Regions from separate parts of the Homo sapiens genome. Here all the other regions are linked to region 5. The links are chromatin loops, found by intact Hi-C in ENCODE. Cell type or tissue: A673. All regions are shown on one strand. Links, peaks and the distances in the headings refer to the core of each region. The heading gives the core; the rest is flanking DNA.

What was found. Hi-C counts contacts between places; a loop is a spot of excess contacts. Peaks named below come from ENCODE experiments on the same cell type or tissue, not always from the same donor. Only the 100,000 strongest peaks of a DNase experiment are listed, where the experiment ranks them.
Region 1: it touches region 5 in a loop (3-fold over the local background); 13 of 110 quality-filtered maps call a loop at or near these places.
Region 2: it touches region 5 in a loop (3-fold over the local background); 3 of 110 quality-filtered maps call a loop at or near these places.
Region 3: a loop joins it to region 5, with 2.5 times the contacts of the local background. A loop is called at or near these places in 5 of 110 quality-filtered maps.
Region 4: a loop joins it to region 5, with 6 times the contacts of the local background. A loop is called at or near these places in 4 of 110 quality-filtered maps.

The regions. Positions count from the first base shown.
Region 1 is chr10:116,794,365-116,800,573 of GRCh38, forward strand. It overlaps a transcript of HSPA12A not described here. Among named protein-coding and RNA genes, the nearest start is that of MIR9851, 30 kb to the right of the region's middle. In A673, for the core only: a CTCF peak has its summit at 2,732 (motif pointing right); a DNase peak (open chromatin) is centred at 2,777.
Region 2 is chr10:116,889,318-116,895,484 of GRCh38, forward strand. The region is part of intron 16 of SHTN1 (shootin 1); the gene reads right to left. It also overlaps a transcript of ENO4 not described here. Among named protein-coding and RNA genes, the nearest start is that of ENO4, 43 kb to the left of the region's middle. In A673, for the core only: no CTCF peak of the experiment used is centred there; DNase peaks (open chromatin) are centred at 2,094 and 4,034; H3K4me3 peaks cover 554 bases; H3K27ac peaks cover 1,668 bases.
Region 3 is chr10:116,833,767-116,839,975 of GRCh38, forward strand. It overlaps a transcript of HSPA12A not described here. Among named protein-coding and RNA genes, the nearest start is that of MIR9851, 9.3 kb to the left of the region's middle. RefSeq lists enhancers at 2,170-2,805, 2,352-2,646, 4,597-4,696 and a silencer at 2,352-2,646. In A673, for the core only: a CTCF peak has its summit at 3,291; a DNase peak (open chromatin) is centred at 3,305.
Region 4 is chr10:117,164,608-117,170,816 of GRCh38, forward strand. MIR3663HG (MIR3663 host gene) reads right to left here and starts at 4,448. Exons shown (of 3, transcript NR_121651.1): 1 at 4,253-4,448. It overlaps MIR3663 (microRNA 3663), which reads right to left and starts at 3,167; the gene lies at 3,071-3,167. RefSeq lists an enhancer at 986-1,540. In A673, for the core only: CTCF peaks have their summits at 1,371, 3,734 (motif pointing left) and 3,953 (motif pointing left); DNase peaks (open chromatin) are centred at 1,354, 3,214, 3,664, 3,964 and 2 weaker places; H3K4me3 peaks cover 3,769 bases; H3K27ac peaks cover 3,821 bases.
Region 5 is chr10:117,068,490-117,074,698 of GRCh38, forward strand. It overlaps a transcript of SHTN1 not described here. Among named protein-coding and RNA genes, the nearest start is that of SHTN1, 66 kb to the left of the region's middle. In A673, for the core only: no CTCF peak of the experiment used is centred there; DNase peaks (open chromatin) are centred at 2,312 and 3,342; H3K4me3 peaks cover 1,185 bases; H3K27ac peaks cover 3,395 bases.

The DNA.
Region 1 (6,209 bases), core at 435-5,434, 270 kb before region 5:
GTGGGAAAAGGGCTACAAGGCAAGCAAGCAGAATATTAACAAACATGACTATATATTGGACCATAAAGCAACTCCCAACAAATTTCAAAGGACTGAACACATGCAGATCACATTCTTTGATCACAATTCATACATCAGAACGCAATAGTAAAAAGATAATAGTTTTGGCCAGGCGAGGTGTAATCATACCTATAATCCCAGCACTTTGGGAGGCAAGGTGGGTGGATAACTTGAGGTCAGAAGTTCGAGACCAGCCTGGCCAACATACTGAAACCCCATTTTTATTAAAAATACAAAAATTAGCTAGGCATGGTGCCATGCACCTGTAATCCCAGCTACTTGGGAGGCTGAGGCAGGAGAATTGCTTGAACTCCAGAGATGGAGATTGCAGTGAGCCGAGATCACACCACTGCACTCCAGCCTGGGTGACAGAGCAAGATTCCATCCCAAAGAAAAGAAAAAAAAGATAATAGTTTTTTTAAGTTCACATTTAGAATTAAGAAATACATTTTTAAATAACCCTTTGGTCAAAGAAGAAATCAAAATCAGAATTTAAAAAATAATTAGAATTGATCAAAAAAGAAAATATACTATATCAAAACTTATAAGATGTAACTTGAGCAGCAGAGACAAACTTATAGCCTTAATTGTGAATATATTTTAAAAATAAAAATAGAAAGGCTGAAGATTAATGAGGTAAGTATTCATCTTAGAAGGGGGATAAATAAAAGCAAAATAAACCCAAACATTCTGTAACCAGGTCTCTACAGAGCTCAGTTCACCTTCATACCCCCAAATGCAACATGGCCTTCTTCCACCCTGCAAGGAAAGGTCCCTTCCATTCCCAAGGCAATATTTCTCCAAACATGCTAGGCTGTCTTCCAATAGTACAGAGGATGATTTTCAGTGTACTTGGGCACATATTTATTTTACTAGATTTTAAATAATAGCTTTTTCCTACATTTGACAGGTAATGTAGTTTTACATTTATAGTAGTAAAATAAAATTTCCTTTTAAAATTACTTAGTAAGAGGCCAGGCATGGTGGCTCATGCCTGTAATCCCAGCTCTTTGGGAGGCCAAGGTGGGTGGATCACTTGAGGCTAGAAGTTTGAGACCAGCTTGGCCAACATAGCGAAACCTGCCGCTACTAAAAAAAAAAAAATACAAAAATTAGCCAGGCGTGGTGGAACGTGCCTGTAATCCCAGCTACTCAGGAGGCTGGGGCAGGAGAATTGCTTGAACTCGGGAGGCAGAGGTTGCAATGAGCCGAGATCGTGCCACTGCACTCCAGCATGGGCAACAGTGAGATTCTGTCTCAAAAAAAAAAAAAAAAAAAAATTATAGTAAATAAAATTACTTGGTAAGAGGATGAAATTCAAAGGAAAATATTAAATAAGTATATCATATATTATTATTTATAAATTATTATATACATAAATTCTCATTTCCAAAATGGAAATAATATTTCCTGCTTCATAGCATTGTTATGAAAATTAAAGGCCGGGCGCGGTGGCTCATGCCTGTAATCCTAGCACTTTGGGAGGCCGAGGCGGGTGGATCACAAGGTCAGGAGATCGAGATCATCCGGGCTAACATGGTGAAACCTCGCCTCTACTAAAAATACAAAAAAAATTAGCCGGGCGTGGTGGTGGGTGCCTGTAGTCCCAGCTACTCAGGAGGCTGAGGCAGGAGAATGACGTGAACCCAGGAGGCGGAGCTTACAGTGAGCCAAGATCCCGCCACTGCACTCCAGCCTGGGTGACTGAGCAAGACTCCATCAAAAAAAAAAAAAAAAAAAAAGAAAGAAAGAAGAAAATTAAATAAGTTATACACAATATAAAATAATACTTCATGAATATATTACTTGTATAGCATCTGGTACTTACCAAGAACTCAGTTCACGTTAGCTGTTATAATAATAATAATAGTTGAATGATCAAAATTTGGGAAACACTAATCCAAGACTCCAAAAATGAACTCTAGACCAGTGACAATCCCTGCAGGCAAGAGGAAAGTAAAGACAACGGGTCTTCGGGTCTTTGCAGCTCCCCTCTCCCTTTCCACAGCCTTCCTGTCCTGCCCTGTGGGTCTTGCTGCTCTGGGTCTCTGGACCCCACGCTGTCCCTGCCCCAGGCCTGCTCCTGCCTCCCCATCCCCACTCAAACTACAAAATGCAAACTCCTCCAGACCATGGAGCAGAGTGCAGGGCTGATGAGGTTAGAAAGTTGTCCCTTCTCCAAAAGTTTCGTTTAAGACAGCAAAAGCGTTTAACACTGAAAGGGAAACCCCCAGCTGTAGCCGCTGCAGCATCCTAGCTGAGCCCCGGGGCAGAGATTTGAGAGCAAAGCTCTGGGTGCCTCCCAGAGCCTGAGCCCCTCTGCCCAGCCCCACCCTTGGATGGGGAACATGGTTCTGAAGCAACCCAAGGACAGCCCCAGGCTGAGGGTGACTGACCTTTCTGATTTGACAAGAGTGATATCTTCAGGTTCTTCACATCAGAAAAATTTGCAATCTGTCATTTCCAAACCCTCACTATATCATTTTTCCGCCCACTTCAAAGATGTATAGCAGGGTTACTTGGGGCCCCCTCCATTGCAACGTTTTTATTTTCCCTGCATGATTATTGCTGCCCCCGGGAACTCTTCTTGAGGTCCTCCAAAGAAATCCCACAGAAGTGAACCCCACCAGGATGTGATGCATTTCCCATCCGCAGGAGCTGGCTGAGAGCACGCACTTGCTGCAGCCACCAGGGGGAGCTACAGGTTTCTCTTTGGAGCCCCAGAACTCAGTGGCCTGAGTTCCTTGTCATTTGCTAAACAGAGGGGCTCCTGAGACACTAATAGATATGGGACATATCTGTGTAGATCCTATGTACTTCATTGGCTGGTGCACGGGGCTGACAGGCTGCCACTGAAGGCTGCTTCCTCATTTGAGACTCTTAGGTTGTGGGTCATCGTCCTTGACCCCAGGGGGCTTACAGTCTGACTAGGGGGTGGCAGAAGGACCTGTGGACCAGCAGTCAGATGTTTGGGTTCCTTACAATTGTTTGTCAAATGTGTGCTCCCGCTTACTCCAGGAGCCTCACAGGGCTGTTCGTGTGGATGTGTGTGCATGTGTGTATATGCATATGTGTTTGAGTGTGTGTGTTGGCTCAGGTCACCCAGCAGTATGTGGGAGGCTGGAATGTGAACCCACGTCTCCTGCCTCCAAATGCAGTATTGACACGCTGTTCAGTAGAAGAAACAAAATAAGCTGTTGAGTAGAAGAAACCAAAGAAGCTGTTTAGTAGATGAAGGGACAGAAGCCCCTGTTTCCAGGGAAAAGCCCTCAACAGGGTGGAAGGTGACCAGAGGATGGCGTCAACTGCTGAGAGCTGTGTACGTGGCTCTGTGAGGGGCAGGGATGAACACATGAACACACCACTTGCATTTGGCAGTGCAACAGGAACACACAGGCCACAAAACGGAAGCACTGAGGAAGGGGTGTCCATCAGTCCCCTGTAAGGACTGATGGTGGGGAAGGCTTCCCAGAGGACCAGAGGGGACAGCCAGCTTTAGCCAGAAGCCAGGCAGAAGGACATATCCAGCAGAGGGCACAGTTTGGGTAAAGACACAGCTATGGGAACACAGCCATGGGAACTTCTGAGTTTCAATGTAAGAGAAGCTCTTACAAGAACTATTTCTGGAGAGAGGCAGGGGCTGGGACCAGATCACGTGGGGTCTCCCAAGCCAGGCTGGCTTTTGTCAGGGGAATGACATGATCAGGCCCCGAACTGGACTTCCCTCAATGTGGACGGTAGAGGGGCGGGGCGGTGGGGCGGGGTGGGGCAGGGAGCAGGGGTGGCAGGAGGGAGCCCAGTCAGGCAGCCACTGCAACCTTCTGGAAGCCGTCTAAGATGAGACGGCCACCAAGGTAACCAACTGTCTTGGTTTGCCCAGGGTGGAGGGAGCTCCCAGGACTTAAGACTTTTAGCTTTAAAACCAGGAGAACCCTGGGCAAACAGGGACAAGTTGGCCCCCCTGCTGGCCACTAAGACAGACATGTCTGCCACTTAACCTCGCATAACTTCACTTTTCTCATTTGGGATCACAGCCCACATTAGCAATGTTCAAGTGAGTTTCAGTAGCATAGCACCTTCAGACAAAATCTTACACGGAAAAGTTGGTAGAGAAAGCACCCAAAACTGGAGCCCCCAGGAGGAAGTAGAGGATGGGATGGGGTGGGGGGTGAAGGACCGACATGCTCACACCCTCAGGCCCTGACCCACCTCTGCAAAACCACAGCGTTTGACAGCCATTGGCCTAGATGGTCAGAGGGTCTCATGACTACATTCATTTGTTGAACTGAAAACCCAACTGAATTAAAATCAATGATCTGGTTCAACTGCAGACTATGCTAAAGAATAAAATAATAAATCCACTCCCAAATTGGCCCACCTCTTTGAACTGGAACTAAATCCATACGGTTTCTCCAATTATTGTCTTGGAATAAAATCTAATCCCCCTGTGAACTGACCTTGAACCAATGGTCATTTTCTTCTGCTTGAGTTCTTGACAAGGCACCGCACAGCCAGACCCATCCACAGACATCCTCCGCAGCCTGGGCCATGGTCAGGGAGTGGCCGACAGGGCCCACTGGCGAGATGCCCAGGGCTCTGCTGACTCTTACTGGGCCCCCTGCCACCCTTGGGGGCCTGACTACCACTCCCACAGCCTGGTCAGGAAACCTGTGTCACTGACGGAGGATTAAAGGAATCTCCCACTCCTGGACATGGATGTGACTGGCTTTGCCCTGATCCTCAGGCAACTGGCCAGCCCTGAGCCTTGGCCCATCTTCACTACCCCTCACAGAGCCACGTACACAGCTCTCAGCAGTTGACAGTTTCCTCTGGTCACCTTCCACCCTGTTCAGGGCTTTTCCCTGAAAACAGGGCCTTCTGTTCCTTCATCTACTAAACAGCTTCTTTGGTTTCTTCTACTCAACAGCTTATTTTGTTTCTTCTACTGAACAGCGTGTCAATACTGCATTTGGAGGCAGGAGACGTGGGTTCACATTCCAGCTTCCCACATACTGCTGGGTGACCTGAACAAACACACACACGCACACACATATATGCATACACAAATGTGCACACACACGCACACGCACACTCATGCGCACAGACACAATGGGGTTATTCCTCTGTTCTTACAAGGCCTGGTGCCATGGAAAGGGAACTACAAGCTCCTAATAGAGAACGTTATTAAACCTCCTAGCTTTTGGAAATCTCAAAGCATGCTGCCCTGGCCTCCAGAGGTGGCCTGCTAAGCCCACACCGGCCCTGTGCCTCACCTGCAGTGACAGCCACTTGCTGGTCTATCTCTCCTCAAGACTCCATGAAGGAGGGTGCAGGGCTGTCTCCAAGTGCTTCACACCAGGTAGGTGCTCAGCGCGTGCTTAGTGAGCAACCCACTCCCCTTCATTCAGAAAGATTTAGTGAGAACTCATAGGCCAGGCCCTGTTCCAGATGCTGGTAATAATACAGCAGTGAACAGAACAGACAAAAACCTCTCCCTATGTGCCATTTACATTCTAGCAGGTGAATGAAAAAGTGGGTGGGTGAAGGATTTTCGTCGCCATGGTTTGTTTTTTTCCAGGGTATCAATGAAGAAACCCATTTCCTCCAACACTCATTCCATCTCTCCTTCCTAATACCCAGCATGGAAAAGGATGAACTAGAAACCCGCTTCTCCCAGAAAATGAGAGATGAACAAGCTGATACCATGGGCAACTGGCTTCTTGCCAATACAGGGTTCAGGTGAAAGCTATGGATGGCTCTAGCTTCGGTACCAGCCAAGTTCATTCCCTTAGCACCAAGTTGGCCTTAGTGAGAAATAAAAGCCTTCTGTGGTGGCCCCAGCCTCTCCCCCAACTTACCCCCAGTTCTGAGAGCTGATGACCCTCACCCCTGGCTGGCTCCATCATGGGGAAGCTCACAGAGGCTTGGTGAGGGGGTGGGGGTGCCAGCAAGTCACAGGTGCCTACCATGAAAGGGTTAGACTGGGTGGATTCTTCAGTCATCCCCTGCTCCTAGACCCCACTGTGTCCTGAGAGCAGGGGTCTCAGCTCTCCCCGAAACCTGGGCACCCACCAGTGGGAACTGAGCCTTTGTGGGGAGAGGGAGCCAGGAGCTACCCGGCAAGCTTTGCCACAACCCCTGCTGCGCTC
Region 2 (6,167 bases), core at 1-5,000, 180 kb before region 5:
AGTCCAAAGAACGATCTCCCTGTCCTGAAGCAAGCTTCTTGACTGCAGATTAATCTATTATTAAGTCACTTATAGGCTACAATTTGAGAACCCCTTTGTTATCACTGAACTAGGCGCAGTGGGCATTTTCTGAATCTAGGCATGGAGGGAGAGTGACTGGTTTCTCAAGGATAATGACCACTGCCTTAGAATCCCAGTGGAAGGTGGAAAGGGACTAGGGCAATCGTCTAGTCTGACCTGTCCTTTTACAGATGAGGATGATGGGGCATGAAGAGGGGAAGGAACTGGCCCGAAACCACACAGCTCATCAGTGGCAGAGTCAGAACAAGAGTCAGAAGCTCCTGTCTCCCTGTTTCTGCCTTTTCCATGACAGCATGCTGTTTCTCAAAGGCATCTTCTCCTAGAAACAGGAGGCTACAGGCTAGTTTTTGGCATGTTTACTGATTTCATTCTTTCCGAATCCGTTTCCATCTCCATCTTCCAGATCTGTAAATAAAGTCTATCCCTTCAAGCTATCCCTTAGTTTTAATTTTTCCCCTGTGGTTTGTAGCTCCTCCTGGCTTGACATCACTAGGTCCACTCTTGGCTCCCACGGGCAGCTGCCCAAGACTCCTTCTGGAATGAGAGTCCTTTCTTTCTCCTAGGCCTCATTCTACCTTCATTCCTATCGTATGGGAAGAGCCACAGAGCCGCATCAGTGATGGTGCCAAGAACCCAAGTTCTCACTCTAGTAGTCATGGTGGCAGGTTCTAGAGGGTTAAATATGAAGCTTCTCCCCAAGGTAGAAATCCCAGAAGCTCAAATGCAACACTTCAATGGGAATTGTAATATACTGTCATTCTGTTCAATTTTTTTTTCTACTTTAATGCAACCTCTAAGGACTAAGACCACAATAAGGAATTAAAAGTCTGTACTTCTAAAAAGTGATGGCAGCCTGTCTCCTGCATGCCACAAAATCTGCAAGTAAAACTTAAATTTTACAAGTATCACTTATAAATTAAAACTAAAATCATGGGATGCTTGGGCTGACAGGGATCACCATGGTGAGCTAGTCTAACCTTTTCAGTTGTCAGATGAAGTGTCCAAGGAACAGTGAGGTTAAATCAGCATACAACTTGTTAACAGCAGACACAGGACTAAACTAGTGGAATCCTGATTTCCTGTCCAATAATTTTTTCTTACCACAACATACTGGTTGTCATTTATGATCCATTCATATAGATATTTTTCACGGGTCATATTAGACTATGTGCTCAAAGGCTATTTCAAGACAAAACCAAAAACCAAAAAGCAAAATAAAAGCTACGAGAAATATACCAAGTTATGCCACTCTATGAAGCCTGGTGCCCAAGTAAAACTTGGGTGACCTTTTAGAAAGCAGCTATTGTGCCCCTACTGCAAGAGAGCCCAAACGTGGGGCCTGAGCAGGTGGGGCAACTTACTAGTAAAAGGAAAGACCTGACTCCAAACCATACTGGTACCAGAAGAATCAGAACAATGGCAATGGCCATGCCAACGCTGAACTTTACAGGACTCAGTGATTTCTCAGACTGTGTTACAAGAGATGAAAATGCAGCATTCTAATTTTTAAAAAGGACATCGTTTGCATTCAATGAAATTCCTTTCAAAATCAACTTTCCACGTTCCAACTATATTCAACAACATTCTAGCTAACATTTCGGCTGCAATTCAAATTAACTAATGCCCAAAAGAGCCCTAATAGACGTGGTTCTGAGCTCAATTGAATACAATCAAAGCTCATGAAATGAAGGGGGAAATGCTTATTTCATGCAAATTCTGCATATCACTCAAGCTTAATTTTACTGATAATATAAAGGTGGGACATTTTGAACATTACAGTGAATGAACTTTTAAGCGGTGAGAGTTATTTTATAAAATGCTACCTCTGAAAAGCTGATTGCCAAACAGTATAAAAATGGTTTGAGGCATAAATGCCAAGTTCATTTCTATTTCACTTCTGAGGTAACTATCTTTCAAATCGCAACAGCTGGACTATTTAACACAATCTGGTGAATCAAAGTATAGTTCTTCTCTGGTCTCCCAGTGGGATGTCTGCATTAGTCTGTGGCAGCCATCCAACAAATGACGCACAGCCGGACGGTCTGAACTCTGTTTCATTTACAATAAAAATGGATAAAACCGCAACCATATTTACCGCCTTCAAGGACAGAAAACAGAAAGATTTAAATTTGTCTTTATAAAGTCGTTTCCTGGACAAACTCCAAAGAGGAAGTTCCTTTTATATTTTCTCTGGTGTAAAAATAAGGATTCTTATTTTTTTCCAAGCCCTTTATACAGTTACTGCAGTGAACAGTAGTGGCATTACAGCAGAGGTAGTTTTGATTGTTTCTTTTGGAAACCCTATTTTTCAGGAGATTTTAATACACTTGTCCAAAACTTCACAAATTTTTAATACACTTGTCCAAAACTTCACAAAATAAAGTTTCAAACCTAAGGTGAAACTTTCTATATTACTACCGATTCTAGCATTATTTTAAAATATAATAAAGGCAGAACAAAGCTCAATTCTTTTTGTTTTGGGTACTTTTTCAAAACTTCATTTTAGCTCAAAGAACGTATTAAGTTTGTCAATTTGGGTCCACTTCTATTTGTGGAAAAAGTAGATTTAATTATTTACATTGTTAAACAACAGAATACTACTATGTTTGAAAATCTGACATCAGCCTCTAGATGCTGATTTGCTCTCAACATGAACAAGAATTCCTTTTTAACATAGGTAACAATGGCTGGGCAAAGATCTATGTCTATGCTCAGCAATATTTTCTTTAGCTGAGTGACTGCAGCACAGGCATCCCAGTACACGGCTTACCTCCCGGACCACAATGCAATGCTAGGGAGCCTTGTAGCTTGTACCTTGTAGGATATTATCTTATTCCTCTAGTGCAGGCTGGACTGCACACATTTACAGAATCTAAAATACACTGGCACAAGGAGGTTCAGGAAACCGGACTATTCTCACAGCAAAAGCAACACTGACAATGCGTGAACTACGATTTCAGCTCGGCCAAAGATTCTGAAATGTGGGTGATCATTTTCTTAAGCTTCGTTTTTTAGCTTTTTATAATTCTGCACAACATTAAGTCATCATGGAAAATCCACTCAGATTCCAGCTATTAAAAGCCATGTTATTTATAAGAAATATTTTAAGAGACATAGTCTTCCACAAAATTCACCATATATAACATTGGTTCCTTAAAAACAGCTGCCATGCACAAAATACTTGCATTTTCATTCTATGTTTTCAGGAAAATACTGTTTTAAATGTAGTAGTTTTTCTTTCAATTTACTGTGTATTTTTAAAACTCTCTTTTAAGATCGAAAGTCACAAATTACTTTTCATAGAGCTATATAATAAAGAATATTACAAATGAAATGTGTTTATTGGGTTTCAGAAATTGGGTCAGTTTATTCTGAGATCTGACATTGCATTTGAGTTTTAGCTTCTTCTATTTGAATAAAAAAACCTCCCCTCTACTCCACTATACACAAATAAAAGGAAACATAAACACTGTGTAGACTATTGAAAAATGGCTAAGAAAACTACAATGTACCGAAAGCAATTTGGTTCTCTATGCAGAAATGGTATATTTTATACAAAGTCTCTTAAAAATCATAGGTGCTTGCAACTGGAAGCAAATGTTAGAAGGCAATTAATTCTCTGAGAGAATTGAGAATTACTCAGCAGCATTTTAACAGTAATTTTGAGATTTACTCAACAGCAGTTTAACAGTCATTTTTACACTAGGTGTAATACATCCTCAACAATTAATCTGGAGGAAGTTGCTGTTTGCACAGCAACTCAGAACACTTGTAAGACAATCCTGACAGGCGGATCTTTCGGGCAGTCCACAGGATAACTCCTTGGCAGCGGGGGAAGGAAAAAAAATGAAGTGAAGGGATCTCAACTTCCAGAACATCCAGTTGTTCTGCTAATTTTGTTGTTAAAACTTAATTGTCCATGTACAGGCGCACATGGAGAACCTTTGTAGCAGCGCTTTGCTGAACAGAGCTGTTTCCTGCAGTGTCAGTACACAATTCAGCAGTACTAAGATTACAGTTGAGAGCAGAGCAAATCCTTTAATTGTATAAGAGCATCAGATTAAGCAGTAACGTCCATGCAGTTCATTCTGCTAGCTGGTAGTCTCTTCTCAGAAACAAATGTTTACTAAGTACAGGGAAGGCGCCTTCCCTCCCCCTCCCTGATAGGCACTCATGTGCACACACACACACACACACACGAGAAAGAAAGCGGAGAAGCGGAGGTTATGAGGAAATGGTGGGGGTGGGAGTATCTATCAGGAACAAAATCCACTCCTTTCCATCCCAGGACTAAAAGAACTTCCCTAGTCTCCATTTGAACAAAACATGACCCCAAACCTCTCTTAAGGAATGGTTATATGGCCAACTAAATTAATTTCCAGCTGAGATAATTAGTTTGAGAGAATAATTTTATGCCAAGTTTCCCTAAAGTAAGTTAAGAATCTCAATTTTTATTTGCTAATGTATTTCAAAAGCTCATAATCTTTCATAGGATTAGAGAAAGTAAACAAAATAAAATAAAATAGCTCAGATTCTCCAGCTCCAGTAAATTAAAAAGCAGTACTTTCCTATTTCATTTTTCTACATTAGTTTCACATCAGAAATACTGAATGAAGAGACCAGTTAGAGGTCAAACAATGATAAAAATCAATCTTACTTTTAATTCAAAACCTGAAAGGCAATTAGATTTTTTTTCTTTCATGGAAATGTTTGACTGGTCACACCAACCAAGAAACATCTAAAATTTATCTTTTGTCAACTACCCTTTGGTTTCATTAATGGCCCAAACAAGATGAACTCTTACAAAAATAAATTTGTGTGGGGCCAAAAGTCACATGTATTTAGAGATACCACAGACATAGAAATTAAATGCAAATTAAAATAAAAATGGTTTCACTGGAAATGAACATTTTCTATTGAAATTGAAGTCTTATAATTGCCACATGGGTTTTTGTTTTTTAAATTCTTCTAGGGCAGCATGTAACCTCTTTTGACTCCCCCAAACGAAAAAGCAAACTGCCTGTCTGGCAGTTAAAAAGGAAATTGAAAAGAGCTTGATAAAGCTTACAGTTTTGAGGGGACCCTGGGGTGAAGAGAAGCATGATAAATTAGAAAAATGTTAACTTGAAGAATCTCTGGCAATTAATTGTGGCTTAAAAGGATCTTTGAGAATGACCAAGACGACACAGCTATGAAAGCACTGCAAACCACACTGTTGAAATGGAACAGGAGTTCCCTTTCGAAGGGCTTCTCCCTTTTGAAGTAAGGTTTTAAAGAAGTAACTAGATAAAATGAAAAATCATCTTTGAGGCTGACTACCTTGTCTAATTGCAACTGTTAGGAGGATATTCACCTTCCTGAAAGTAATTAATTGAAAAAGTGTGAATATGGATGAAAAAGCTCAATTCAGACAAGCAGCGCCACTTTCAGATAAGATGGTTTCAGGGGAGAAAAGCAAGAGGGCAAGAAAACATGAAACTCTTAAGCCTCTGCCTGACTGTGATGCAGACACATTTTAAGATCTGCTTACCTCTTTCTCCATACTGAAGGCCCACATATCCTGCCTCTCTTTATAATAAAAATGTCCTAAATCATAATGACCAATGGATAAACACAAACTCAAAGGTGTTAACCAGTAATTGACCAAACATGAAGCTCTCTTAAAAAGGCATAGAATAAAGTGGATACAATAATAAAATGTATTTGGTGCTTTAGAATGTATGTTTTTCAACTAGATTCACAGAGAGTGATTCACCTTTGTATTATCATATTATCATTTAGTAAAAGCATCTTTCTAATCCAATGATTACGGTCAGAAATTTTCAAGGTATTTGACTTCTGGGAAAAAACTATTTCTCAGCATGGTTAAAATGTTCAATAAAATAAAAAATGTGCAAATAGAACTTATGCTGACGACTAAAGTAGCTTAAGGCTGGTATTCTGACAGGCTAATTTCTAAAATTTATTTTGAAGCACAGCCCTTTATTGGACATTTGGCATGAAAAAAATTGAAATAATTTCTTTCCAATTATTCTTTAAGACTTTTTGCTAATTCAGATAGGCTCCCTTTTCAGAACTCTGTTTTA
Region 3 (6,209 bases), core at 365-5,364, 230 kb before region 5:
ACGTCTTCAGAAGTTTAACACTTTCAGGGCTACACAGAGTTTTCTGGGTTTTTGTTTTGTTTTATTTCCTTCTTACTGTTGTTTTTCACCTAAAGCATTCCCTTTCTTTTCCTACTCTCTGCTTTTTACGGAGAAAAAAATCTAGCATCTGGGGTCTGAGACCACTTGAAATGTCTGGGCTGGGGATTGCTAATGGCCTCCCAGAGATAACCCAAATTGCTGATTTAGCGAAGCCCATTCTTGACCTTGACACAAGACAAGACAGGCAAAGGGGAAGGACTTGGGAGGCAGCAGTAAAAGAAAAAGGATCATAGAAGCGCTCAGATCTCGCCAGGCCCCTCCCCCATTCAGCAAACACCTGGCTGAGTTGGAAAACATGACCAGCCCAACCTTCCTATTGGCTGCAATTGAAGCTGTCAGTTCTCGGCTTGTCACCGGTTGCACTGGGAGGCCCCAGGCAGCCACAAGAGCCCTAATTAGGCAGAAATGACACTTCTACAACTGACCTGCCAGGACCTTTGGCAAACCATTTAACATCATTAGTTAACATGTTTTAAAAGTGTGAATGTAAATGAACAGCCAGTGGCTTTCAATGGAGTTTGTCGGTGGCATCTCCCCCTCCCTTTCTCAGTCTTTCTCTTTTTACATGAATAGTCCACTTGTTTTCTCCAGAATTGGAGGGAGGCACCAAAGAAGAAGGAGGAAGAGGACCAGTCCTCTGAGAGGAGAGACATGTTAAGGCAAAAATAAGTCCAGAAGAGCGAGAGGCCATCTCTTCCTGCCTTTGTATGGGCCCTCACAGAGCCAATCTCCCAGGGCCACCAGAGCAGGGCAGTAAGACAGCACGAGGCCGGTAGGCTACCCGGATGCTAGGTCCACAATCTGTGCGTGTGAGTGTGGCCAGCGATGATTCTAGGCTTTGGATAGGTGGGAAACGAATTTGTTTCCTGACTCAAGGGTGCCTCTGAAATTCTCTCAAACCTCTTCCCCCTTGCTGGTGTTCTGAACAAGCAGGTTTTGCAGCAGTGGCTTGGCAAACATCTTACACGTGCAGAAGTTTAAACGTCCCAGTTTTAAACATACCTAGTCCCTCTCGACAGGAATGAGGTTCTGGGGCAGTTATTTCAGATGCCAGTTTGATACTTACACACATTAGTTAATTTCCTACCTGAAGCGGCTATTTCCCACCTTGAATCACACTTCATTTTGTTCTTTGCTTTACACCCACAGAATCCGTACACGCCAACACTCTCCATCTGTAGGAGGGGGGAAAAGAGTTGCACTGTGAAAATGTCGATTTGTTTCCATGTTGCTCTTAAGTCGCGTACTCGTGCTGGTTGACGGTTTGTAAGAGGCAGCACCCGGCAGGAGGGAAGCAAAGATTTAGGTGGGCGCAGAGGAGCTGGGTCCCTGGCAGGCCTGTACACTTACCACCTACTTGTTGTGTGGCCTTGGGCAAGGTGCTTAGCCCTGAGTCTCAGATGTTTTCATCTGCAAGACAGAGATAATGCCTTACTACATCAAGAAAGAAAAAATAGATGGAAAATTACAAAAACCAGGAAGCGTTGTGTGCACGTAAGGAGTCGTGGAGAAACAAGAGCTGCCAAAACTGAGGAACGAGGCCCGGTTCTTTCTCCATTTACCTTGGAGAGATGACGCCGAGACTCTGTCCTCTGGTTCCCCAAGGCACATTTGACAGAGCCAATGTACCACCAGCCCATCCCAGGGTACTCCTCGTCCTCTGCCTCCACTCCTGCTTATTCTTAAAAGGGCTGTAGATATTACAAAGACAAGCGACTGGGTGTAAAACAAATTCCTAGAACCCACAGTTACATTAGCTATTCATTCCCTCTGCTGGCTCCTAAACAGTACAAGGGGAAAAGCATATCTTGTTCACCTGTGGATTTCTAGAAGCCCCACGAACACTGGTGGGTACACAGTAGATGCACAATACATGTTTACTAGTTGGAATGCAAGAATTCAGCTTCCACACTTGTGCCGAAAGCAGTCAGGAGTGTGTGCTTTATAAAGGTAGCACAGATCCTAAATTTGGAGAGCTTTACTCATCCCTGAATTAAAGATGAGTAAAATCAAGCCGGCGGTGTGTGGTGGTGAATGCCTGTGAGTAGTCACGAGAGAGGAGCGAAAGAAAACAATCTTAGTTTGGGGCAGAAAGAGAGTGAAAATGCTGGAAAATGTCCTTAATAACAGTAAATGGGGAAAGAGAAAACGGCTCATCATGATGGGGCATTTAGTGCTTTTAAGCTAAATACCTCAGCATATTAAGCAAATAGAGAAAAGCCAGCTAGAAGATGTCAGCAAATTGAACCGAACAGTGCTCAGAAAGCCCATAGGAGGTGTCTGTTTTTGACCCCTTTTCCCATCACATGCCTGGGCCCAGGCTGGTTGTTTAGTGTTGCCTCTCCTCTCCAGCTGCGGAGCTTATTGAAAAGCTCTTGCTCCCTGCCTGGCTTTGGCACATTTTCTGCAGGTGCCTCCTACTGTGGCCACAATGGGCTGCTAGGGAGGTTTAGACCTGTCAACAGCTACAGGGGAGGGGGTGGCAGTGGTGGAGGGAGCATAGTCATTGTCTTAAAGGGCCAGTGACATTGTGTGCCGCCATGGAGCCTGCAGCACTGGCACCTGCTAATGAGATGAACCCTTTCTCCCACTCTCTTTCTCTCTTTAATGATTTAACTAGATCGCTTTGGTTCCTTTCTGGAAGGGGAATTGCTCCATTGATCATATAAAGTAATTGCCTGTAAAACATTGCTCTGCAACAACTACTACTTCCCTGGCTGAAAATGTCACAGCAATTGAAAAGCTCTTAGCCCCGTTCAAGAATGAGGTTGCAGAAGAGAACAGTCTTTGCATACATCCCCAAGTATTTGTGTGTTCCTGGAGTTACAAATTTTTGGTGTGACTGGTGGATTTTTAAGACACAGAATTTCTTCCCTGCTATATGGTATGATTTTAGTGTAGAATTGTGGTAAACGAACCGAACACACACACACACACACACACACACACACACACAAACTCCTTCAACCCTAAAATTACATCTATTCGTTCAGAGAAAGAAATTCTTTTCTTCATCACCCATGCCATTCTTCTCTGAGAGGCCATGAATTTGGAGGGACACCCATATAGGGTCCAGTGTGATTTGGGGAAGGGTCTTCGTTTCTCCTTACAGAAGTATACACTATCTTTATCTAGGAGGTAGCAGGGGCCTTGGTTTGGGAAGGAGGAATTGATGCCTTAATTGTTTAGGATTTGCTGATTTTTCAGACCTGTCACTTGGCGGCGGCAGTGACACACTGTGGGAACGGGGACCACACACTTAAGGAGTTTTCATAAATAGCTTTATTAAATAGTCATTGCCACACCAATGTGAAGGAGTAATTTACCTGGGGATAAATCACTTTGTCACAGACATGAACCTGCCTACAAAATAAAAAACTCTTAGTGATGGTTTCATTTTCCTCCGACAGGTGAAAGTGTAAGTTTATATCTAAATCAGAAAGAAACCTTTTTCAATTCAGTTGGTGGGAAGGGCCACTTACGACACGCCATGCTGCCCGCTACCAATCTGGGAACAAAGCTCAGGTGAATCACCTGTCATCAGGATAAGCCATGGATATGGTTCTTCTAGCTGATGAAGTAAAGGCAGTAGACATGCCTATTATCACACTTTTATAAAAAGGCAAAAACATCTGCCTACTTACTGACAAAGAGCACAGAGAACTGAGCTATAAAAAAGACCATCTATGGCAATAAATCTGAAAAAGCCGTAGAACTTTGTGCAGCTAAACCCTCTGAAAGGTCATGGTACAACTTCCATAGCTGAACATATGTGCAGCATTTTTTTTCCTTAGAATTTAGAGACTGGGGATTTTAGATTTTAAAATACTTTAATACTATCAGAATATACATGATATCCAGCTAGGGCAATAACACATACTATACCAAAATATACTGTATATAATAAAAGGTATTTTCCTACCTATAATAAAAGGTATTTTTATCTACCTATTTAGTAAAAAGAATGCAAAAAAAAAAAATTCTTTAAATCTAAGCCCATTAAATAAACTGATTCCCGAATATGAAGAATTATGTTGATAGCCTTTTAAACAGGAATTTAAATGTGTTTCTATTTGCTCATACTGACAGGGTTTTTCTTTTTAATTTGCCTGTAACACATATAATTAGATGTTTAATTTGATAATATAGAACTAAATAAAATATGAAACTAATAACCCCAAAAGTTCTGCCTGGCTCTGAGTCCCTTAAAAAAAAACAAGATTTATATACTCTCATGGGAAATAGATAGTAAGCGGTAAATTACTCCACACGACAATTTCTAGTAGCTTTGCCTATTTGATCGGTGGTCTAGGCACAGGAAAGTGGGTTGAATTAAGCCCCTGCATCCAAGAAGAGAAGAGCTTGGACTATCGAGGCTGGAAACAGAAACCCCATTCGTACAGAGCAACACAGCAAGGCAGGGTGGGATGGGAGGGCCCGGGAGGTGGCATTCTGTGTGGGAGGGAGGCAGGGGTTGCTGGCCTGCTGCTGGTCCTCAGGCTGAGTGTCCTCTGCATGAATGCCCAGAGTGAGAGTGTGTGTGGACAGTTTTAACACCGTTTCACCATATTTCTGGAGGGGGGGAAAACAGAACATTTGAAGTGGAGAAAAACAAGCCAAACACACACATCATCAGTGGAATGAATGTCAAATCTGACAACAGCCACAGGACTGGTTTCACTTCTGCATGCCCCTTTTTGGTTTATTTGTACTTGATGCAAGAGGTCTGCCTAGAATTCCAAAGTTCAGAGGCAACAAAATTATGCTTTACATCTTATCACATGGATCTCCATAGCACATTTTAAACCATCTGACTTCACAAGGTACAATTAAACCTTTAGCTAAGTTTGTCTTAACTTCATACAAAAGAGGGTTTGTAAAGATGCTGGGGCTTGCTTTAAAAAAATAAAAGACTGCATTTTTAAAAATGTTGCCTTATTTCTGTGTCAAGGCACAGCCGGTTAAATGCACAGAGAGATGAGAATTCTAACCCGGGCTAATATGTGATTGTTCTGAGCAGTAACTGCTAAATTCTTCATAATTCAGGTTTGTCAACTTATTTATGTAGTGAGAGCCACACACATTTCAACCTGAGCACCTTATGTACTTAGTAAATCCGTGTGTTTACATTTGTCACCAATATGTATTTCATCCACTAAAAGTTAACACACAGAAGTGTAAAGATCCTTTATACTTTAATAAAAAGCTAACAGTCAGGCTAGCGGGTAACAGGGCCTGTTGCAATGTTTGTATTCAATACATAAGGTGAATATACTTTCACAGTTGGAAAACGACATCAATCTGAACTTTGTTTTATAGCTCCTGAATTAATATAGAGCTACTGGCTAAGGAAAGAAACAGATTTTACTATTTTATGCCTTTGTGGAATGCACAAGATCATTCTAAAGGAACATTTCAACCGCAGTGTTTAGGATCAAGTCAGACATTACTGAAGCTGCATGAGCACAGACTTCGCTCCCCTCCCCCACGAAGACCCCGGCTCTTCTTTGCTGTTTCCTACAATTTTCTTAGAATTACGTGCTGCAAAGTCTCCTCAAAAGTCACAAAGCACTAAGTAGCCAAAGGAGTCTTCCCATACCCTTGTTTTTCTCAGTTTGACAGGGATCACAGCTCCATTCCTCCAGTAATATCCATCCAAAGTTACAGCTTATTTAAAAATACCCCATTGAAAGAGATGCACTTTAGTAATCAACACAAGTGTGACTGATTCCAAAGGACTTCGTAGATGCCTACCGTAAAAAAAAAAAAAAAAAAAAAAAAAACCTAAAATCTCACCTACACATTTTGTCAAAAATAGATGAGACAGGATGGCATGACGTGTATAATCTTAAAGTCTCAATTTGAAAGCAAGGTGAGTCTATCATAAACAAAAACATAGCAATCATATGATCATAAACATAGTAACTGCATGATCGTAAACATAGTAATCATATGGACTGATCCTGATGTGGCAGCTGAGCCTTAACCCCAGAGGGTACAGACGTGTGTGCAATGTTTGATATACCAGCCAGGGTCTAGTTTTGTGCCAAGAAGGTTAGTGCCTTTTTTTTTTTCTTTAGTATTGGGGCTTGAAAGAATGTGAAAGGCCCAAGGCATGCCCCTAGTGA
Region 4 (6,209 bases), core at 787-5,786, 96 kb after region 5:
TTTTGTCAGAGGAACTTAGAATTGCCTGAGGTGGTGTGTGTGTGTGTGTGTGTTTTTTTTTTTTAATGATTTATTTACAGACTTGCTAATGCCTCCGCAGAAATCCTGTTTATCAGCCCAATAGTTGTGACAGGGTTAGAAAACCAGTTTAAACTGTTAATCGGCCAGAAAAAGGGCCCTAGATTGATGCCTTTCACTTACCTTTGAAAGGCTATAAAAGCAACGCCATACATTGGGATGAAATTAGACAGCGACAAAATCATTACCTTGACTTCCCACAATAAAGACAACCTTAAAAGGGGGCTATTGATGGTTTCAAATTACATAACGGTGGTTTATATGTTCTTCCTCTGCGCTCACAGAAAGCAATTTTAAAGTGTGAATTCTTCAAAGAACGGGCAAAGCATTCACACACAGACATGCGTTTTTATTTTATGTATTGCAAAGCGCTATGAGAGAGAGAGAGAGAAACCAAAAACAAAAATCCCAGCAAAAGGAGGCCGAGTCCAAAGAGAATATGTCCGGTTTCTATTTCACCAAGCTCCTGGACTCACATTTGGCCCCGGAGCCGAGTGCTCGGTCTCTTTCCCCGGGACGGGACAGGGAGTGGAGTTCCTAGCCCCTTGGGTGGGAAAAGCCCCGCGCACGTCACCGGGTCCCGTCTGCTCACTGCTTCTGCATATTTTAAGCCTGGACACAGCCTCCTTTAGGATAGAAAGGCATTTCCCAAACAACACCGATTCTGGGGGTGTAGTGGGCCTGGCGCTGGGTCCTGGAGAGAAGGTTCAGCCCCCCTTCTCATCCCTGTACTTTGGGGATGGCTCGTACTTGGACAGGGGTGGGCCTCCGCCTTCTCCGCCTTCTATCGGACCTTTCTTCGGATGGATTTCTACGTAAACTCGGAAGGCGATCAAATGCAGGCGGCCAACCTCCAGCGCTTTTTTTTTTCCTCTCAAAGGCGGCGCCTGCATTTTTGGGGGCTCCAGCCCAGGCTGAGAAAGTCCCCTCAAACCTCTACTCTGAGGTTGCTCACACGGCCTGCAAAAACCCGACGGGGCACCCCGCCACCCCACCTTACGTTTCCCTAGGGCCAAGTCAGTGGTCAAAAACCAACCCGGTGGTAGCTGCCTTTACCAAGGAAAGACAGCCAGGACGCCCGCACCGACGGCAACGCGCGGACAGAGAGGACCGTGCCCTCTTTCGCATGTTACGGGGCGAGGGGGCTGTTGGCGTCAGGAGCGCCCTGGGAGGAACTTCGTAGCGGATTCGAGAGACAGAGGGAATTCAGCAAACTTGCTGCCCCGGGCTGCCGGCTGGAGCCCGGCAGATTCGCTGCGCAGCACTGCCCCCTGGTATCCAGCGCCGAAAGTGCCCCCCTCCGCAGCTGCAAGGCTCCTCCCTGGGCTGCGCGGGACAGATTTTTTCTCCTTTCCTGGCTACACGCCTAACAGAGAAGCTATCCCGAGGGACCTCAAGAAGTCCCCCCAAGCCGTACTCAAAAGCCTTTCTCCCTCCTCCTCAAGCGCTCACTTCCCCAAAGAGGACCCGGACCCCTGACTGCCTGAGCCAGGTCCCCAGCATGGTCCGCAACCCTTCTCGACTCCGGCATCCACCTCCAGGCTGACGTCTACCCGGGAGGGGGCTGGGGACCCAAGGAGACTTCGACTACAGGCCCAGGCGAACGGAAGGAAGAGGCTTGCGTTCAGAGAGACACGTTTGGAGCTGGGACTGTTCATTCTTTAAGGAACACCAGCTTCCAGGGCATCTTTCGTTGGCACCTTGGCTTTCCAGAGAAGAAAGGAAGTGGGTATCAGGGCCAGCCCCTCCTCGCACCCCAGGCTGGAGAGGTGCCGAGGTGCTTAGTCACTCAGTCCAAGGGCACCTGAGAGATGGGGGCAAACTTGGCAGGAGCTTGAGCACGGAGGCGTGATCCGCGGGGGGCGCAGGCAGGGCGGGGCCCAGAGCCCCCTTCCGCCAGCCCAGCCTGCCCCTTCCAACCCAACTTGTCTGGCACTGGCTTCTACGGGTGCCGAGAAGACTGCTGTCGTGGGCACAGGGTCCTCGACCCCAGGACGTGCGTGGCCTTTCCCACCCCAACCGGATGGTTTGTCCCAGGCTTTGAGACTGAGCTTGATAGAGAGGTAGGAAGGAAGCGGCGCCAGCTCCGGAGCCAGAGTGGGTTGGAGTCCCAGCTTGGCCACCCTCTAGCTGTGTGACCTTGAGTGAGTTACTTCGCCTCTCTGAGCACCAGTTTCTTTGTTTTTTTTTTTTTCAGGAATGGTGTGAGGATTGAGGTAATGTCCTTAGGATGCCCACATGTGTTCAGTCAAGGTCGGTCGTGATGGTTGCCGGCGTCCGCTGCAGGAAAGGCCCCCAGGAATCAGCTTGTAGGGTGGGCGCCAGCCGGTACTGCACAGGGGCATCGCGGCCTCCGGTTTTAGAAGGGGCAGAAACAGCGCAGTGTCCTCAGCCCTGAGGGCTGAGTGTTGGAGGTCCCGACGCTCCTGGGTTCTCTTCTGCCCGGGTGCAGACTACAGCAGGTGCGCAGGGCTTCGCACACCTCTGCTGTGGGAAGTGAGTCATCTTCGCTTATGATTGCATCTGGCCAGGCCAGCTACGAGAACACTGGGCCTCACAGCTGCCACGTATCCAGCCTTAACCTGTGCCAGGCACTGTGCTAAGAGCTATGCACCCACAATCCCACTTCTTCACAACAGCCTCGACCGAAGTAGATGTTTAAGTTTTTAAATTTCCATTTTACAGAGCAGGAAACAGACTCAGAGAGGTTAACTTCCCCCAAGATCACACAGCTGGTAAGTTGGAGAGCGGGGACTTGAACTGAATCTTCCTTGGAGGCCAAGCTCTGAACCACTAAGTTGGGTGGCATTAGAGAGCCAAGCTCTCGCCCTTCGGTTTCCATTCACGCTACCCTCTCTGAGCCGCAATTCTCTCTCCTGCGTTGGCACTGGCAGAAGTTGAGACACGCTCCCAGGAATCGCGGGCCGTGGCGCGTACTTCCACGCACCCCAGCTAGTTCCAGAGACTCAGCTTGTTCTGAGATCCTCTTGTCGAGCCCCCTTGGTCCCGGCGCCCGGCCTGTGTGGTGCTCAGATCAGACTTATCCACCCGAGCACCACGCAGACCAGCGCCTGGACCAAGGTCCCGGGAAGGAAGCCCTCCTCCCCTTCTCCTGTGGCTTAGCTCAGCGATCAGGGAGGAGCCAGTTAAGAAGTCACAGTCGAAGCCATGACTGCTGTGTCCCGGGGAGGCAGTGGAAGGCGAGGAGCACGGAGCGGGGATACCGCCGGACAACCCCTCCCCGCCGCCCCGTCGGCGTCCTCGCTGCGCAGGGGCTCCCTTGCTGCCCCAATCTAAAAGGAAGCCGTCGCGGCCCAGGGCACGGTAACTAAAAGGCCGTCGGGGAGGGAGACGGGAATGAGTGGGCTTGGACTTGAGGTTTCCGAGCCAGCTGCTCCCTAGAGCCGTTCCTGAGCTCGTCAGCCAGCACGTATTTAATGAATGGCCACTGGGTGCTAGGCCTTGCACGCAACCCTTTCGTCCTCCCCCGGGGCTGAGCCGAGGGTGACCCAACACTAGTCGGAACGAGCCTGGAGACATGGCGCCGGGGCTGCGCTCTGCAGGCCTGGCCTGGTCGCTCTCCACGCACCCCTCTCTCTGTAGCTGCCGCCCCGCCCGGCTCTGCCTGTGGGCGCCCCCTGGCGGCAGGAAGCCGAGCGCGCACCACGCCCTCGGGGCTCCATCCCCACTCACCCCGGCGCCTCTAGCCGCTCCACCCGCACCCCCAGTTCGCGCTGCGGCGGCCAGCCTCTTCCCCGACGGCCGACCGAATGTCCCTCAGAGCTTTCCGTGACCGGCCAGGGCGCGTGGCTGTCCGGAGCCCCTCCACGTTCCCCAGCAGCAGGCCCGGCTCTCTCTGATCAGCGAGCGCGGATGCCGGTCTCCTCCCTCCCTCTGCCGGGCTCCAGCCCGACGCCAGGCCGCTGGGGGCAAGCGCTGTGCTTTGGAAGAGGAGAAAAGCCCCAAATAAACAAAAACCCAAAGCCCATTCAAGTTCAGGGGTGGAGAACTGTTGGCATCTGAATTTTAAAAAGATCGCCGGGACTCCCAACCACCACCAAACACCCTCTTGTCCACCCCCCCCCGCCCCCGACACCATCCCACCCCACACACCCCACGCCCGCGTCCCGTGAACCGAACCGCCAATGCGCCGCAACCTTCTCGGCAGTCACACCTGTGTCCCCGATGCCATCTGCCCACGTCTGTGTGTGAAGCAAACCCCGCTGGCAGACGGGATGGAGAGAGATGGCTCCTCCAAACCAGAATTAGGAGGAAAACCCCGCTGAGGGCGTTTCAAAAACCCAACAGGCGAGCGGGGAAACCTGCATTGTCAGACCTGCTGGGCCCTGAGTTCTAGCCCCATGCACCGCGCCGAGCTAATTCTCCCGGCGACTCTCTGAGGGGTTATTACCACGTAATAATTGATGAGGACACTAAGGGCTAAGAGGAGTCAATTAACTTGTCCCTAGTTACAGAGTTGGAAGTCAGGGATGGATCTTAACTGGTGGGGCTGTTCCGAGGGCCTGTGAGAGACTGGGTTTCAGCCCAGAGCCCAACACAGCGCCGGTAGAGAAAGTATCGGGTACATTTTTGCCTGCTAATCCGGCGGTAGGAAGTCAATTACATCTTTGATGACTCAGATTTTTGAAACAGCCCCATACAACTTCCAATTACGGGGGCAAATATAATTGTGAAAGTCTATGGGATTTGGAGATGAAGGAGTAGGCCATCAAAACATAACCCAGAACTTAACTTGTTTTGGAAAAAAACATTTTATGGAAAATTTCCAACATATAGGAAAGAAAAGAGAATATTATAGTGAACTCCCATGCACCTGTCCCCAACCTCCAAATAACGAAGGCAAATCTATTTTATGGTCAATCTATTTCCTCCCCTCCTTCCCACGGACTCTGCCTCCCCAGCTGTCAAAACCTACACACACACTGCTTCCCCTATTCACACAGATTATTTGGAAGTAAAACCTGGACCTTGCCACACTTAATCTGCAAGCATTTCAGCATGTACTGTCAAGAGATGACCACATTACCAAAACTACAATAGCATCAACACAACCACAATACCAAGATATACCCACAAACTTCACATTCCTAAACACCCTGGAGTATCCAGCTGGCTGAAGCTTTATTTTAACCACAATTCCTGGCTAGAGCTTGGTTTTCACTGAGTTTCAGCTCTAGGGCCAGAATGACCTGGGTTTGGATCTTGATTTTTTTTTTTCTTTTCACTTATTAGCTGAATGACTCGGGGGCATGACTTACCTTCTCTCTGAGTGTCAGTTTAGTGCAATCTCACATGGTTGTTACAAAGATAAAAAAACAAAACAATGCATGTAAAGAGTTTGGCATAAGCCAGGGAATAGTATCTGTTATTTCTCCTAAAGCTGGACTTCGGTGAGATTTTAGCTAACGAAGGCTTGAAAATTAGGTTTGAGTTGGGGCATCAGAAGTTTTCACGTTGCATGGAGGGTAAGACTAGAGCCAGGGATGCACCACCACACCCAGTGATCATTCATGAGTTCACCCCTCCCAGGATTAACAACTGAACTCTCAGTGATGTCTTATCTTATAAGGCTCTAGTCTTATCCTCCATGCAATGTGAAACCTTTTCAGGTTCTCCAAGGATCCTCCTAGGTCCGACAGTCATCGTGGGCTTTTCTTGGGGGCAGTGCTGGTCTTTCTCCCCTGTATTCCTGCCTCTAGCATGCGGCTGGGCACACGGGGTCAGTGCTGTCTGCTGAAAGAATGGTTGATGACATCATCCCATCACGTGGCCTTTGCATAGCCAATTCCTTCTGCCTGAGACATTTATGCCTTTTCCCTTAGCTTAATTAACCCTCTCTGAATGGGTCAAATTCCCCTGGCATATGCTCTCAGAGGACCTCAGTGCACTTTCTCTTCAGAGGGTTTATCACTGGTTAAAACGTTAGATTTATTTGTTACTTATTTGTGTGATTACCAGATAGTCTTTCTTCTGTTCTAAACTTCATGAGGGCAGGAATCATGGCTGTTTTCTCATCATTGTATCTTTAGCACTTAATGCAATGGCTAATTGTTGAATGCAAGTGGTTTTTATGGTAGGGGGGAGTAGCTAGATTCAGAAACTGGTTTAAC
Region 5 (6,209 bases), core at 622-5,621:
TGTATAGATCACTCTCAAGTGGCCTGGCTCTGAAGGGGAGGTGAGGAGAGCTGTAGCTAAAAAAGAATGTGGAACTGAGAAAGATTTTGGTTCATTAGATGGTGACAGAGTGAGACTCCATCTGAAAAAAAAAAAAAGAGTCATCAATTTCTTGTTTGAATCTGGATTCAATGCCATTACTTAATGACATTAAATAATTACTGCTAATTCTGCTTAGGTATACAAATGGCACAGTGGCTATAACTTCAAAGCCCTCATGAAATGTATATTGAAATATTTACAAATATTTACAGGTGCAGTGACATGATGGGGAAGGATAAGTGACACAAAATGTGTAAAGTGCTGGTAATTTTTGCAGCTGAGTGATGAGTACACAGACATTAATTAAACCATTATTTCCGCTTTTGTTTATGTTTGAGAACATCTGAGACAGTTTTTTTAAAGAATCATCTACCTATATAGGAAACAGTGAGAAATGGATAAACTTGCTCTGGGATGACAAGAAAAGGGAAGAAAAAGGAAAGGGAGGTGAATGGAAACTGGCCTCCCGAGGAAATCTCCATATTTAAGGAAAAAGCAGAGGAACAGGAGTCACTGAAAAGACCATGAAAACTCTGCTGCAAAAGTAGGAGAAAACCAGAAGACAGTGAGGTCTCAGAAGCCAAGGGAAGAGTTAGTTGTAAGAAGGCAGGAATAATCAATAATGTCAAGTAATATAGAGAAATCAAGTAAAAGAAGGACTGAAAAGTATTCACTGCATTTAGGAAGCAGAAGGTTGCATCGATCTTTACTGGGTCCGCCCAATATAGTAGTGGGCACCAATCTCGGATTAGAGCAAGCTGAAGAACGAGTGGGAAGTGAGGAAGAGGTGAAAGATGTATAGATCACTCTCAAGTGGCCTGGCTCTGAAGGGGAGGTGAGGAGAGCTGTAGCTAAAAAAGAATGTGGAACTGAGAAAGATTTTGGTTCATTAGATGGAAAAATACTTGAGCCTGATTAAAGGAAAGAAAGGGCGGCCTCCCTTACTTACTAATCATGAACTTGTGTAGGTCACATTTATAACCCTTCAGGATTCAAACCAGATAATATAAATGAAGGTCTTCAGTAAACTGTCAAGTGTTACATTACTATTATTAAGTAAATTATTACTATTACATTTATAAAGTCCAAGTGGCTTTACCACTCTGCTTGTTTCCTCTCTATAACTAAGAACATTTTATCTTCACTAGTGTAGAGGAGAAGAGAGATCAGAGCAAAACAGCTAGTGAGTATAATCAGGAGATAACACATGCCATTTTTCTGTTGGGCATGGATGAGACAGTGATTTATTCTGCAAAGCAAATGAATCAGCAACCAATTTTTATTAATGGTACACAGGGAAAATATTTAAAGCCCTGTTATATCTAGCCAACAGATTGTACATATTACAAAGGCAAATGTAATAATAAAGGGAGTAGAGTTCTATAAAAATTAAGTAATGAAATTGGAATTCAGAAACCCATTAGCAAGGAACTACGATGATAGAAAAAGTAGTACTTTCAAGGTAAGTAAAGACCTTTGCTTTTAAAATCCATAATGAAGATGAATCAAAAAAAGTATTAAAAGCCATGGGAAAGTCTTAAAAATCAAACTGCTAAAAAAAAAAAAATCCAGCCTGCTGCATTGATGCCCATAATGGACCCCGAAGTCAATATTAAGCATGTTAGTCAAATGGCTGCAAACTACCACTAAGTGGATATGGGAGGTATACATTTTTTCTATTCTTATGTGTGTGTGTGTGGAGTGGGGAGTTCTTGTTTAAATCATAGTTTATCGCTAGAATTAAAAAATTTGATAACTCCAGATTCTAGTTTAAAACCACAGCCGGAGATTTTCTTTTGAAGTCCCTATTGACTCTTGGGGGCTCCTTTCCTCTATCTGCTTTTCTCTTTGTGTTCTATGCTTTTTTTCCCCCTCACCTTCCTTATTCCCAGCAAAATAACTGCCCAGAATTTAACGAGTTGCAGTCACTTAATTTTTTTAATGAGTTTTAGTCATTCTGGTCTATTTTCTAAGAGGTATTTATATTTTTCAAAGCTATCTCTAACAATAAAAAATAACTTTCCACATTTTGGTAAGCAGGCAGGATAGCTTCTTTTTCAGAGAAGAAGCACGCAGGGCTACTCAGGTTCTTGAGATCACGCCTGACTTGCATCCACTCAGGGTGCCACAGCGGCACCCTGAGTGGATGCAAGAGATCAGTTTGGCGGTAAATCTTCCTCTTGGCTCTCAGTTCATTCACCTAGATTTACTGGAATTCAACGTCGAATCCTTTCTTTTTCTTTTCCTAAAAGCAGGCTTTAGTAGGGATAAAGTGGAGGGAGAATGCCACTCAGGGGGCATTAAACCCAGAAGAGAAGGCTGCATCATCTTCACCAGCCCACAAACAGAGGGCCCTGTAGCAGTTGCATAGATGTTGGTTTTATAAGGATCCAAAATAGGCTTAGAGATTTTTTTTTCTCAGAAAGAGGCTTGGAGATATCAACTAAAATATAATTTTTCTTAATTTTAAAAATGTTTTATTTATGTATATTTTCCTACCTTTAACAATAAAGCAGCAATTATCTTACATGAATAAATAAAATGTAATTTCATAAAATGCCATTTTACAAGATTTAAGCAAAATGAGTTTTAATTGTCTTTTTAAAGTAATTTTCTGTGCTCTCTTGCTATCAATAATTATGATGTTTCCTCATGTTTGACACTTTGCATTGGTGAAATATTTAATTTTATTATATTTGAAAGTCTATCTTCAGAATCTCCTGTGTAACTATAATGTCAAAACAAGATCAAAGCAGGAAATACTCTCTGTTTTCTGGCCCTATAAATGGTGATTAGATAGTGAAGGAAATGAAATCTGCATGTCAGGAACTATGCTAGGACCGCTAATAGCATTACTCAATAAGTCAGCTCAGTGAATATTGCTATTCTCATCACATAAATGAGGAAACTGGGGCAAAGTGAAATTAAGAAATTAGCCCAAGATCACATAGCTAATGAGTGACAGAAATGGCATTTATTCCTGTTCTGTCTCTAAAGTCCTTCCACATTTGTTGATAAACTTGTGAGGTGTTTTAGACCGTGAGATTCTTGACTCCTGGCCAGCCATCAGGGCTGGGCTTTTGGGGCCTCAAATCACATAATTTAGTCAGCCACTTGCTCTGCTTATTATAACAGTCTACTAGGCTGCCAGAAAACTGTTGGAGTTATCTTGAGACCTAGAATCCTGGCTGGGTGCGGTGGCTCATGCCTGTAACCCCAGCACTTTGGGAGGCCGAGGCGGGCAGGAGACCTAGAATCCTGTTGCAAATCCTGCTGTTGTATATGTCACTGCAAATTGTATTTGAGCTAACAAGGAGCATCTGATAATACCGAAATTCAAATTCCTGTGGTTTTCTTGTGAAAGACAGTAATTTGTTAGCTCAAATAAGATGCAGACCTTTTCTAAGGACTTTCATTCTGTGAAATTAATATCTAAGACTTTGTTCCTGACAGGAAATTTGCAATTTGTACTTTACTGTGTATGTCAAGCTGGTATTTCTTACTTTGGGCCAATTTTGACTACAGTGAATGAAGAAAAATTTAGTTCAAATATGCGGATGGGAAAAGAATAGACTGGCCTAGCCTCCCAGCCTACATCTTTCTCCTGTGCTGGATGCTTCCTGGCCTCAAACATTGGATTACAAGTTCTTCAGTTTTGGGACTTGGACTGGCTTTCCTTGCTCCTCCACTTACAGATGGCCTATTGTGGGACTTTGTGATTGTGGTTCCATCATAGCAGACGGGAAGAGGACTAGATTGCAGCTCCAGCTCAGAACGACAGAGCAGTGTGTAGAGGCCCACATCGTGAATTTTAGCTCCAGAATGACGGCAGGAATAAATCAAGAAACCCGAGAGGACCCACACACCCTCTGAAAGAAGTGGACTGCTCCTGCAGGACCCAGGAGACATCCCAAATACTGTGCTGGTATCCACAGCCAAGAGACCCATAGACGGTTCACATCACAGGACTCTGTGCAGACAACCCCCAGTACAAGCCCAGAGCCTGGTAGACTTGCTAGGTGGCTAGACCCAGAAGAGAGATAACAATCACTACAGCTTGGCTCTCAGGAAGTGACATCCATAGGAAAAGGGGGAGAGTACCACATCAGGGGAACACCCCATGGGACAAAGGAATCTGAAAAACAGCCTTCAACCCTAGACCTTCCCTCTGACAGTCTACCCAAATGAGAAGAAACCAGAAAACCAACTCTGGTAATATGACAAAACAAGGCTCTTTAACACCCCCAAAAATCACACTAGCTCACGAGCAATGGATCCAAACCAAGAAGAAATCCCTGATTTACTTGAAAAAGAATTTAGGAGGTTAGTTATTAAGCTAATCTGGGAGGCACCAGAGAAAGGCAAAGCCCAATGCAAGGAAATCCAAAAAATGATACAAGAAGTGAAGGGAGAAAAATTTAAGGAAATAGATAGCATAAATAAAAAAATATCAAAAGTTCAGGACACATTGGACACACTTACAGAAATGCAAAATGCTCTGGAAAGTCTCAGCAATAGAATTGAACAAGTAAAAGAAAGAAATTCAGAGCTCAAAGACAAGGTCTTCGAATTAACCCAATCCAACAAAGACAAAGAAAAAAGAATAAGAAAATACAAAGGCTCCAAGAAATTTGGGATTATGTTAAACGACCAAACCTAAGAATAATTGGTGTTCCTGAGGAAGAAGAGAAATCAGCTTAGTAGGGAAGAGTAGATGTCCAAATAACTACAAAAACGGCAAGCATTTATTAATTGCTTACTAGGCAGCAGGCACTGTACTACTTATGTGCATTATTTCATTTAATTCTCATAATAACTCTATGAAGTACATACTATTATTTAGCCATTTTATAGATGAGAAGCTAAGCAGATAGATGATGTGCAATGGTCACATAGCTGGTAAGTGGCTGAGCCACTTAACTACCATATTATAGTGCATTTCCAATATGTCACAGAAGTTAGAGGGGAGGAGAACGTTTGCAGGTGAGGAGGATAAAAGCAGTGCCACTTTTGCATTTCATTGATTAGCCTAACATCCAGAACATACCAACATCAAAGTATGGGTGATGCCACCTCTCCTCACTGGATTTGCTTTAATTTTTAGCCCCCTCCTCTAGGAGTCTGACATGAACCCTGAGGCTACTGGCTGGAAGACAACTCAGTAACTCTTCTTGAGCCCCAATTTGTGTCCCCTAATTCTGTCTCCTTCAGGTGAGCACCTGGAGATCCACTTTGCCCCTCTGCCAGTTCAATGGATGGCTTTTGCATCTTGTCATGGTCCTTGAGGCAGCCATCAGGATTAGTACCCCCTAGGCACTGTCCCCCTCCAGAGCTCCCTGAGGTTTCTACAAATAGAGCTCCCGCTGCCTATATCCCAGAATGCCTGCAGTCATTGCAGAATATATGAGACTTTTTTGAATGGGGCAGGGGCAGAGGCAGCACTAGGTGTAATGGAATGGGGAGTAAAATGCTATACGTTAAGTCCCGACATTGTGGAAATATTAGTTTAAAGCATATCATTTTTCCCCTTTAGCTAAATTTAGCTAATTCTTATTTTTCTAATTGTACATCCTATCTTTTCATTAGAAAGCTAATAGTCTCTAACTACTCTCAGCAAACACCAAATGACCCTGTTGTTCACTCCCTAATAGCTTTTGAGCTAACGGTGTCATAAATTTTAATAAAGCACATGTCAAAGCCTATAATCAAACTCTGTGACAGGGTGCACTCCTTGGAAACGTTTCATGTTTAATAACAAATTCATAGCCATAGCACCTCCAATTCTTCTCATTCATCAGTACCCAACTGTCAGAATTCAAGAGTCCTTCAGTAAGAGATCCAGCAGAGATCCTTAATCTATACTTCATGAGACTTCTGAAATTATATGCAAAATTGTGCTTATGTACATCTTTCTGGGGAGATAATCCATAACTTTCATCAGATTCTCAAGTAATCCACAACTCACAAAAAGAACCACTGCACTTCAGTGATACCACCAAAAATTTTAGATCCTCTCTTGTACAATTTTGATATATGTAAATTAATTTCCATATCACTTTCCAGAACAATACAGAATTACAGTATTTTTATTTTAGTAACCCATGCCATTTCTATTGGAGATAATTACA